Regions from separate parts of the Homo sapiens genome. Here region 2 is linked to region 1. Evidence: read pairs that join two places in POLR2A ChIA-PET (ENCODE). Cell type or tissue: CD4-positive, alpha-beta T cell. All regions are shown on one strand. Region 1 overlaps CD34 (CD34 molecule). Region 2 has its middle 9.5 kb from the start of MIR29B2CHG.

Region 1 (4,000 bases):
AGCTTTTTATTCAACTTTAAATTGTACTATAATTCTTGTAGCCTTGTGGGTAGGGACCGTTCCTCCCATCTAGAATGAAAAAGAGTGGAGGTTTCATCAATTGTCTCTTAGGATGTGACAAGCTCTCACTGACTGGTAGGCTCCTGCTACTCCCCTACAGAGTTGGGAGTCAGAAGGTCAGATAAAGAAAGGTCAGTGTTTGATGGTTTAATGCCATGGATGTGTGTGGGAAGACAGGATAAAAAGAGATCTGTGGTCAGTCTTGACTCTCATAAATGTCATTCCTCCAGGGCTCTAGAGACTGTGAACCTAAAAGATGCACTCTCCCTGCTGTGCCGCAGTGTTTATGCCAGGATTGGCTCCAGGCCCCTGGCTAAGGTGTCCCCTTGCTCTGCACCAGCTCAGGCATTTCCAGTCACTCAGTTTGGTCTTTCTGCCCTCCCACTTGTCCTGTCCCCCTGGTGTCTCAGAGGGTGCTCTGCTCACCCTGGGGTCAGAGCCCTGACTCTGAAGTTGGGGTCCCTTTCTCATTTGCAGGTGGATCCTGCTACTCATTCCACAGCGCTCGGCCTGGTGGTGGGTGGAGGGGCTGCTGCAGCTGCGAGCCTGGCCCCAGTGGGTCAGTAGCTGGCTTGGGTCCAGAGTTGCTTTGCTCTTCTGGAACAGGCACCTCTGTCCTCAGAACTAGCAGCAGGTCTCACTCCACATCTGGAAAAGTTCAAAAGTGTTTGTCTAGGTGAAGGAGGCCCTTCGGGGGAGGGGATTCAAAAGCATGACATCATCTCAGTCAGGCCCAGCTTCCTCTGGAGAGAGAAAAGGGCTGGGCCAGGGTGGACCAGATGGGGTCCCCAGTAATCAGTATGCTGGGGGCGAAGAGGAAGAGAGCAGGCAAGAAGAGGAGTCTTGGAATGGTGTCTTGAGAAGGTGATCCTTTAATTCAGTGTCTGAATACTGCCCCCTTGGATGAATTCAGATGAATCTGACCTTAAAGTCAGAGTGGTGAGAGGGTCCCATCTAAACAGGAAAGAAGCCTGGATTGGCTTCTGCATCAATTTATTTTGATCAACCCACCTCCTGTTTAAGCCAGATGGGAGCCCATCCTTTTCTCTACAGAGATGTGGGGAATAAATTCCGATTTTTTGGCAGTTTAGACCCAGCCTAACCTCCTTGTTGCATCTACTCAAGAGTCAGCTAAACGTCAGTGTTCCATTGCTGCTTCCCTTCATGAACTATGGCCTTCCTTTTGGGCAGCACCTTGGTGATTCAGGCTCTTCATCTCTAAGACAGAGATAGTGATATTCCTTCTCCCCACTGCTTACCTGACACATAACAGTAAGACACGATTGCTGCAGTCACCATTAATAGCAATCTGCTTGCAGCAGGTTGTGGAAGGAAGCAGATATGAGAGAGTGAAACCCTTGTCATCACCTTTAGGGAAACCGTTCTTGGCCCCAGGTTGATGGCCGTGAAGCCAAAAGTCTAACTTCCCTCTTGATCCTGAGGGAAACAAGAGATGTCATTCTACCTTGCTGTTTACCTGGAAATCGCTGAAAAGTACAGATCTAGATCCCAATCAGGAAAATTTAGAGACAAGCTTTAGGGTGGCCTGGGACCCTCAGAGGCTCTTCCTTGAAGATGCAACTGCCTTTATGAACTCTGGATACCAAGTTCACCCTTAACATTTACAAGGCCCAAGGCAAGAGTACAACAGAGGCCTACATACTATATTTCTAAACATTTCAAGGTTGTAAGTCAGGCCAACTAACTAATAAAATATCTTCTATCCTCTTACCTTGACAAACATATCTTCGTGATCACCTGGAAGGCCAAGTTTCAATTTGGGATGCTCAGATTCTTGGAATTCACTGCCACAGTGCAGCTTAGCAGGAAGAGATGGCTCCTGGCCCCAGCCCACTTCCCTTCATCTACTTTCTACCCATGACTCTGGCTCACATTGCAAGGCAATTGCATGTGTGCCTGGGACACCCCACCCACAGGCTTAAGCACTAAGCACTAACTCTTCTCCCTGCAAGCAGTCATCATTTGGCCACCACTGGGCCTTGGGGGTGTACACCCTTGTGCTGCAGTTCCCCTTAGCAGGATGGACTGGGAGAAGCGGCCCATCGTGGATGTGAGCAAAGTGCCATTTGATCAAGAAGTGCTAGGACTTCTGGTCCCCACAGTATGACCTAGAAGAGAGGGTACATCCTGATTGGTCCTCACAGGAAGCAGGACAGGGTGTGGGCTCTTTGAGGCATAGGGTTCAGTCAAGAAGCTTCTCCTTCCTGTGTCTAATGAGGATACTGACTGGGAATGGTGAGTAACATCTGTAATCCCAGAGCTTTGGGAGGCCAAGACAGGAGGATCACTTGAGGCCAGGAGCTTAAGGTTACAGTGAGCTATGATCTCACCACTGCATTCTAGCCTGGGTGCTGTGATGACAGAGCAAGACCCTGTCTTAAAAAAAAAAAAAAAAAAGTATGTATCCCAGGATATACAGAAGAGATGTGCAAAGACACTCATGAAGATCTTCAGAGAAAAATGAGATCCAAAACATTATACTATAATACTATAATAACTTAGCATTTGTTATCTCATTGTTTATCCCAGCAATCCATGTAAGGTAGCCAGAAAAGACCCTTACTTAAGAGGTAAGAGAGCTGAGATACATACATGCATTAAATTACATGGTTAGTTATTGGAAGAGCCAGAACAAAGCTTGTCTACCTTCCCACTACATTGATGAGAAACCAGACCTTGTGTTCCCTGGTTCATTAGCTGAATTCCTAGGTCAGAGCATGCTAAAAGAAGAAAAGGAAAGGCGAATGGGTTTGAAGGCCATGAGCAAAAGGATGAGGGGAGTATGGGAATGGGAAGTCTGAGAAGTATAGATTTTTAAGGGGATCGCATAGAGACAGTGAGTCTAGTGATTATTCCAAGAGTTAGTATACTGGATGGAGAGTGACCAAAAAAGAGGATACAGTGAAAAGAAAAAAGAAGCATGACCTTTTGCACACATTAGATCTTTGCAATATTTATGCAGGTGTAATTTTATATTTTAGTATGTAACTAAACATACTATGAACATCACCTCATAGTTCCACGTTGCTACAGTTTTTATAATTTTTTTCTTTCTAATGTTTGTTTATATGATTATATAATGATTATGGTATATTAAGTGCATATATCACTTATCCTATCATAATTCATTTAGTTGTTCACGTTTCCCTCCTATAAATAATACTGTATGAGACATTTGTATGCATATAAATCTTTCCTTCCCTATGTCCTCAGGGCAAATTTGGTAGTGGGAAATTAATCCACTGTCCAGGAGTATGTTCTTGTTGCTGCCAACAAGGGGCAGCAGGGAATGTTCTAGACGAATTCTACCTGAAGTCAGGAAATTGCATCAGGTGATATCACCAGGCTGATATCTTTAGGTTCTGATTCTTCCTCCTCGTTTCCCTATAGCTTCTGGGTTCATGAGTCTTGACAACAACGGTACTGCTACCCCAGAGTTACCTACCCAGGGAACATTTTCAAATGTTTCTACAAATGTATCCTACCAAGAAACTACAACACCTAGTACCCTTGGAAGTACCAGCCTGCACCCTGTGTCTCAACATGGCAATGAGGCCACAACAAACATCACAGGTAAAAACAGCATTTGTGTCAGATCCCGGAGAGATGCTGGTGATGCTTGGGTAAAGCATTTAGGATGTTTTCAGACCGCTCCCCTCTCCACAGAGGAAATTATACAAGTCCCTAGTATTAATGACTTGAGTATCATGCTTAGGGTGCCCTGAAGTAAGTTCTAGATAATTCTTCCTTCAGTGACAGTTTTCTCAGGCCCATGTCTTGGGAGCTGATCCTGATCAGTAATGCCTCCATACCCCTTCTCTCATGCTGAGTCTAGCTTAGTGATAAAATAAGGATCAGAAGACTCAATAGAGATCTCCGATCTCTTCTAAAGGAAAGAAGGTGGGTACAGGTCCAAACT
Region 2 (4,000 bases), 69 kb after region 1:
AGACGTTGGTGTTGGGAGCTGGATTCCTGTCTTGCTTTATGGGCTGTGAAGGATGTGAGGGAGAGAAGATGGGTGACCCTGTCAGGTCTCCAGCTCCTTCCGTGGGCCCTGTAGTGTTTACACATGAGCGAATGTCCACCATGCAGGGGTGCTAATAATGAAAACAGTAGCCATAACTTTCCTTACTGAATACTTGTTGGGTACCAGGCACTGTTGCTGAGTGCTTTACTCAAATAGACTCTAATCTTCACAGCAACACTGTGAAGAGGTATGATGAGCTTATCAGCCCTACTTTATAGATGAGAGAATTTAGGCAAGACATGGAATAACTCACCCAAGATCCCACACCTTGGACTCTAACCCAAGGCGGAATCTTCTTGTCTCAGTGGAAGGTGAGGCCAGATGACATTCAGGGTGTCTTACACCCCCAGGGTTCTAAGGCCCTGTCTTGTGGCTCATCCTGGGCTATTTGGATGGGGTTGAGAGGGTCATTGGGTTTGGGGCAGGAACAGTGGTTACGACTCTCGGGATGACCTGACTGTGGATGCTGGTGCTGCCCTCGAGGTCAGTGATAGGGCTCCGTGAACAGGGTTCTCCCGCTGGCTGTTAGGAAAGGGCCTCTCTAGGGAAGTGGGCTGGGACATCCCAGCTTATCTCAGCATCTCAGTTCCTCCTGTCTTCCTTCCTCTACCCTTATGGTGATTTAGGGCTCTCAGAAGCTCCAGTGGTAATTTTTTCATGTCAGCCTACCCAGAAACTTATATATATATTTTTTGAGACAGAGTCTCGCTCTGTTACCCAGGCTGGAGTACAATGGCACAATCTTGGCTCACTGCAACCTCCACCTCCCAGGCTCAAGCGATTCTCATGACTCAACCTCCCAAGTAGCTGGGATTACAGGCATGTGCCACCATGCTCAGATAACTTTTGTAATTTTAGTAGAGATGGGGTTTCACCATGTCAGCCAGGCTGGTCTTAAACTCCTGGCCTCAAGTGATTTGCCCGCCTTGGCTTCTTTTGGCCTCCCAAAGTGCTGGAATTACAGGCGTGAGCCACCGCACCTGGCCCCAGAAACTTCTTGATTGTGTCATGAGCGCACTCAGCCTGTAGATCTCTCCTCAACCCCCACTAAGCTCTGCCTCCCAAGAAAGGCATAGAGCAAGTGATGTCCAAGTGCCTGGGCCTCCAGGGCCGGCAAGACTTGAGCTGTCTTGTTTGGGGGGCCAGGGTGGGATTAAGGAGCCAGCTGTCCTCCTAGCATCTTGCTTTCTTAGTTTACCAGCCTCTGCTGACCGAGGGAGTTCCTGCCAGCCAAGGGTGGAGCTCCTTAAAAAGTGCCTCGCGCTGTACCTGACACATGGGCCCCAAACACATTATTTTTTTGGAATAGATCAATGGCCGTTCTTTCTGTTGGACCCGCCTGCTTTCTAAATATTCACCCTGGCCTCTGAAGGTTTTGAAGTTTTCAGAGGGAGAGTGATGGGGTACTCCTCTCACCTCCAAAGTATGTGGCGTTGGAGAAATCTTCTAAGTGTAATCTTCTGTCTTTTAAGGCAGAGCTGTTGTTGCTGTGCTGCTTTTGGAGAAAGAACATTGGCCTCGGAGGCCTATGTCAAATCCTAGCCTGAGAATAATGGCTGTCCAGTGGTCCCAGGGGGTTTCAGAGAGCTGAACCCTCTAAAAGAGTGTAATTCCAACACCTACCTTCAGTAAATAAATCAACCACAGGACTGCCTCCCACCCCCAAAGATTCTGGTCAACATCCCCTCCCAGTGCAGAGGAAGTATTCACATCATCAAAGGTTTTGTGGAACTTTACTTTTGGTATGGTTTCACATTATGAAAACGTATCCCAAATATTAACTGTTATGTTTTAGACAGTCCCCAGCTCCTCTCCCACCCCTGAATGAGAGTCTCGGCCCTGGAAGTTTTGTCCCTGCTCCTGGCAAAGCTGGCACTTTGCTGAAAGCTCGGACCTGCACCCAGGCCATGCATAATGGCCCTGGTCTCTTTTCTCCTCTGTCCTAGGCTGCAGGTACGGACGTGCCCCTGCTTGGGGGATAAGGCAGTATGGAAATGAAAGTTCAAGTCAGAAGTGTTTGGGGAATCCCCTGCCCCACTTGTGTTTATGATTCCTGCTGTCTAGATCTGACTCAGTTAAGTAGAGCAGAAGTTTGTTGTGAGGCAGGAAAGCGACTCCATTTTTAAGTCACATGGTGCTAAACCCATGTGGTCACACAGAGGTCAGCACAGACCCATAAATCATCAGAGGCCTAGGTTCTTCCTACCCTAGAGACATCTCCTCCTGCCCACAAGAGCAGCAGCAGCGTCTGAGGGCACCAACCTGTGCCTGGAGGGAGTCTGGCCAAGACCCCTCAATCCCGGCCATGTCTGGCCTGGCACAGGCTACAGGTTCCGCTGTTGAGGAATGGAGTAATGTTCTCCTCAAGTCCCTCTCACATGGCCCAACCACACTCTGTCTCTCTGGAAATTATTTCCATCCATTGGCAGGGCCAAGATTTTGAGCAGCCAGCCAAGAGGCACATTGGGTTACTCCCTCAGTCCCAAGAAGACTTTGTCCTCCTGTATTTTAGGCAGCAGGAGCTGTGACCAGTGGTTAGCAGAGTGGCCACATTCACTCAGCCCCAGCCCATAGTCAGGATAGCAGGTGCCAGTGCTATTGCCAGTCTGGGTTTTGCTTATGGCTGAGTTGTGAGCCCTCTGGGGTGGGAGCTTAGATTTAATGATTAGCGGCCTAAGACAAGATAGATGTTTTGGCCTGTTTCACTTTCCCAAGAGGTGATGGGAGCCAGCTTGGGCAGGACATTTTGGAGCCTGGATTTCTGGCCTGAGAGACAGACTGACTGTGTCTGTCCAGGAAAAAGCATCTACTTACAAACAGAGCATCCTAGTCACAATATCTGCTGTTGCAGGCCTGACCTTCCCCCATGCAAACATGCCCCTCTCTGTGCAGCCCTTGGGCGTATTTCACACGGGAGTCCCTGTTGGTGCTGGGGTTCACTTCCATTTGTGCTGTGAATTCAGCACTCAACTTGGCCTTTGCTTGTCTTCCTTTACCCTGAGGGTCGGGGAGCCCTGTGTTCTTGGCCAGCGTCTGCCAGGTCACTCACTCTCTGCCGCCTGGCTCCGGCTCCCTGTCTGTGGCGGCATTCTGAGTGTGTGTCTGCATTTCACCTCTGCCAGAACCTACCCTCCAGCACAGGCTGTCCCCAGCCCTTGCCTCTCGGATTTTCACTTGGCACCTGGCACTGCATTGTGTCCTTGGAGTGTTCGTTGTCACTGCTGGGCCTTGTTTCGCTTCAGCTCAGTGACATGGGTGGAAGTGTCATGGTCTCTTGGGTTGGGGGAAAGCTCCTCAGTGGCTCTGGGGTAGTTCCTCCAGGAGACTGGCACAGTGTGGTCTTCATGGCTGAGGTCTGACCACACCATGATCACTGCTGTTGGTCTGCAACTATTAATGGCACTGCTCCTTAGGAGCCTTTTCCCCATGAATGCCATCAGACTTCTACTCTATGAGTACCATTTCTGTCCCCACCCCAACATCGAGCACATTCTCATACTTTTTGTGATTATATATACTTAGATTTCTGTATTTTTGTTTCTTCTTGAAGTTGCTTGATGTTAGAAATTCATCTCTTCCTTACCAGGTGTTGAACTATCCCAGTAATTTAGCTTTTACTTGGCTTCTGCAACCTTTTTTTCTCTAAGCTCCTTATCTGTCTTGGGCCTACCACTTGAACACACTTGATCTTGTCTACTTATCTCGTCAATATGAAGCTAGGTATGGTTGTGTCTGGTTAGTACTTGGATGGAAGATCTGAGAATGCTAGGTATTCTAAGTCTTTTGAGGTGTTGGTAGGCTTTTTCTTATACCAAATGCAAAATCTTTATGTCACCATTGTTGTCATTCTCATCATCATAGTGATAGCTGGGATTAATTGAGCACTTATTCTGTGTTGGGCCTTGTGCTGCATTACTTC

The links. ChIA-PET counts read pairs that join two places held together with the same protein. Peaks named below come from ENCODE experiments on the same cell type or tissue, not always from the same donor. Only the 100,000 strongest peaks of a DNase experiment are listed, where the experiment ranks them.
Region 2: POLR2A ChIA-PET joins it to region 1 with 7 read pairs; 4 of 35 experiments call an interaction of 5 or more read pairs at or near these places.

Annotation. Positions count from the first base shown.
Region 1 is chr1:207,899,475-207,903,474 of GRCh38, reverse strand. CD34 (CD34 molecule) reads left to right here. Exons shown (of 8, transcript NM_001025109.2): 2 at 3,472-3,654. Among named protein-coding and RNA genes, the nearest start is that of CD34, 9.6 kb to the left of the region's middle. In CD4-positive, alpha-beta T cell, no CTCF peak of the experiment used is centred here; no DNase peak of the experiment used is centred here.
Region 2 is chr1:207,830,170-207,834,169 of GRCh38, reverse strand. No RefSeq gene overlaps it. Among named protein-coding and RNA genes, the nearest start is that of MIR29B2CHG, 9.5 kb to the right of the region's middle. In CD4-positive, alpha-beta T cell, no CTCF peak of the experiment used is centred here; a DNase peak (open chromatin) is centred at 2,129; H3K27ac peaks cover 3,201 bases.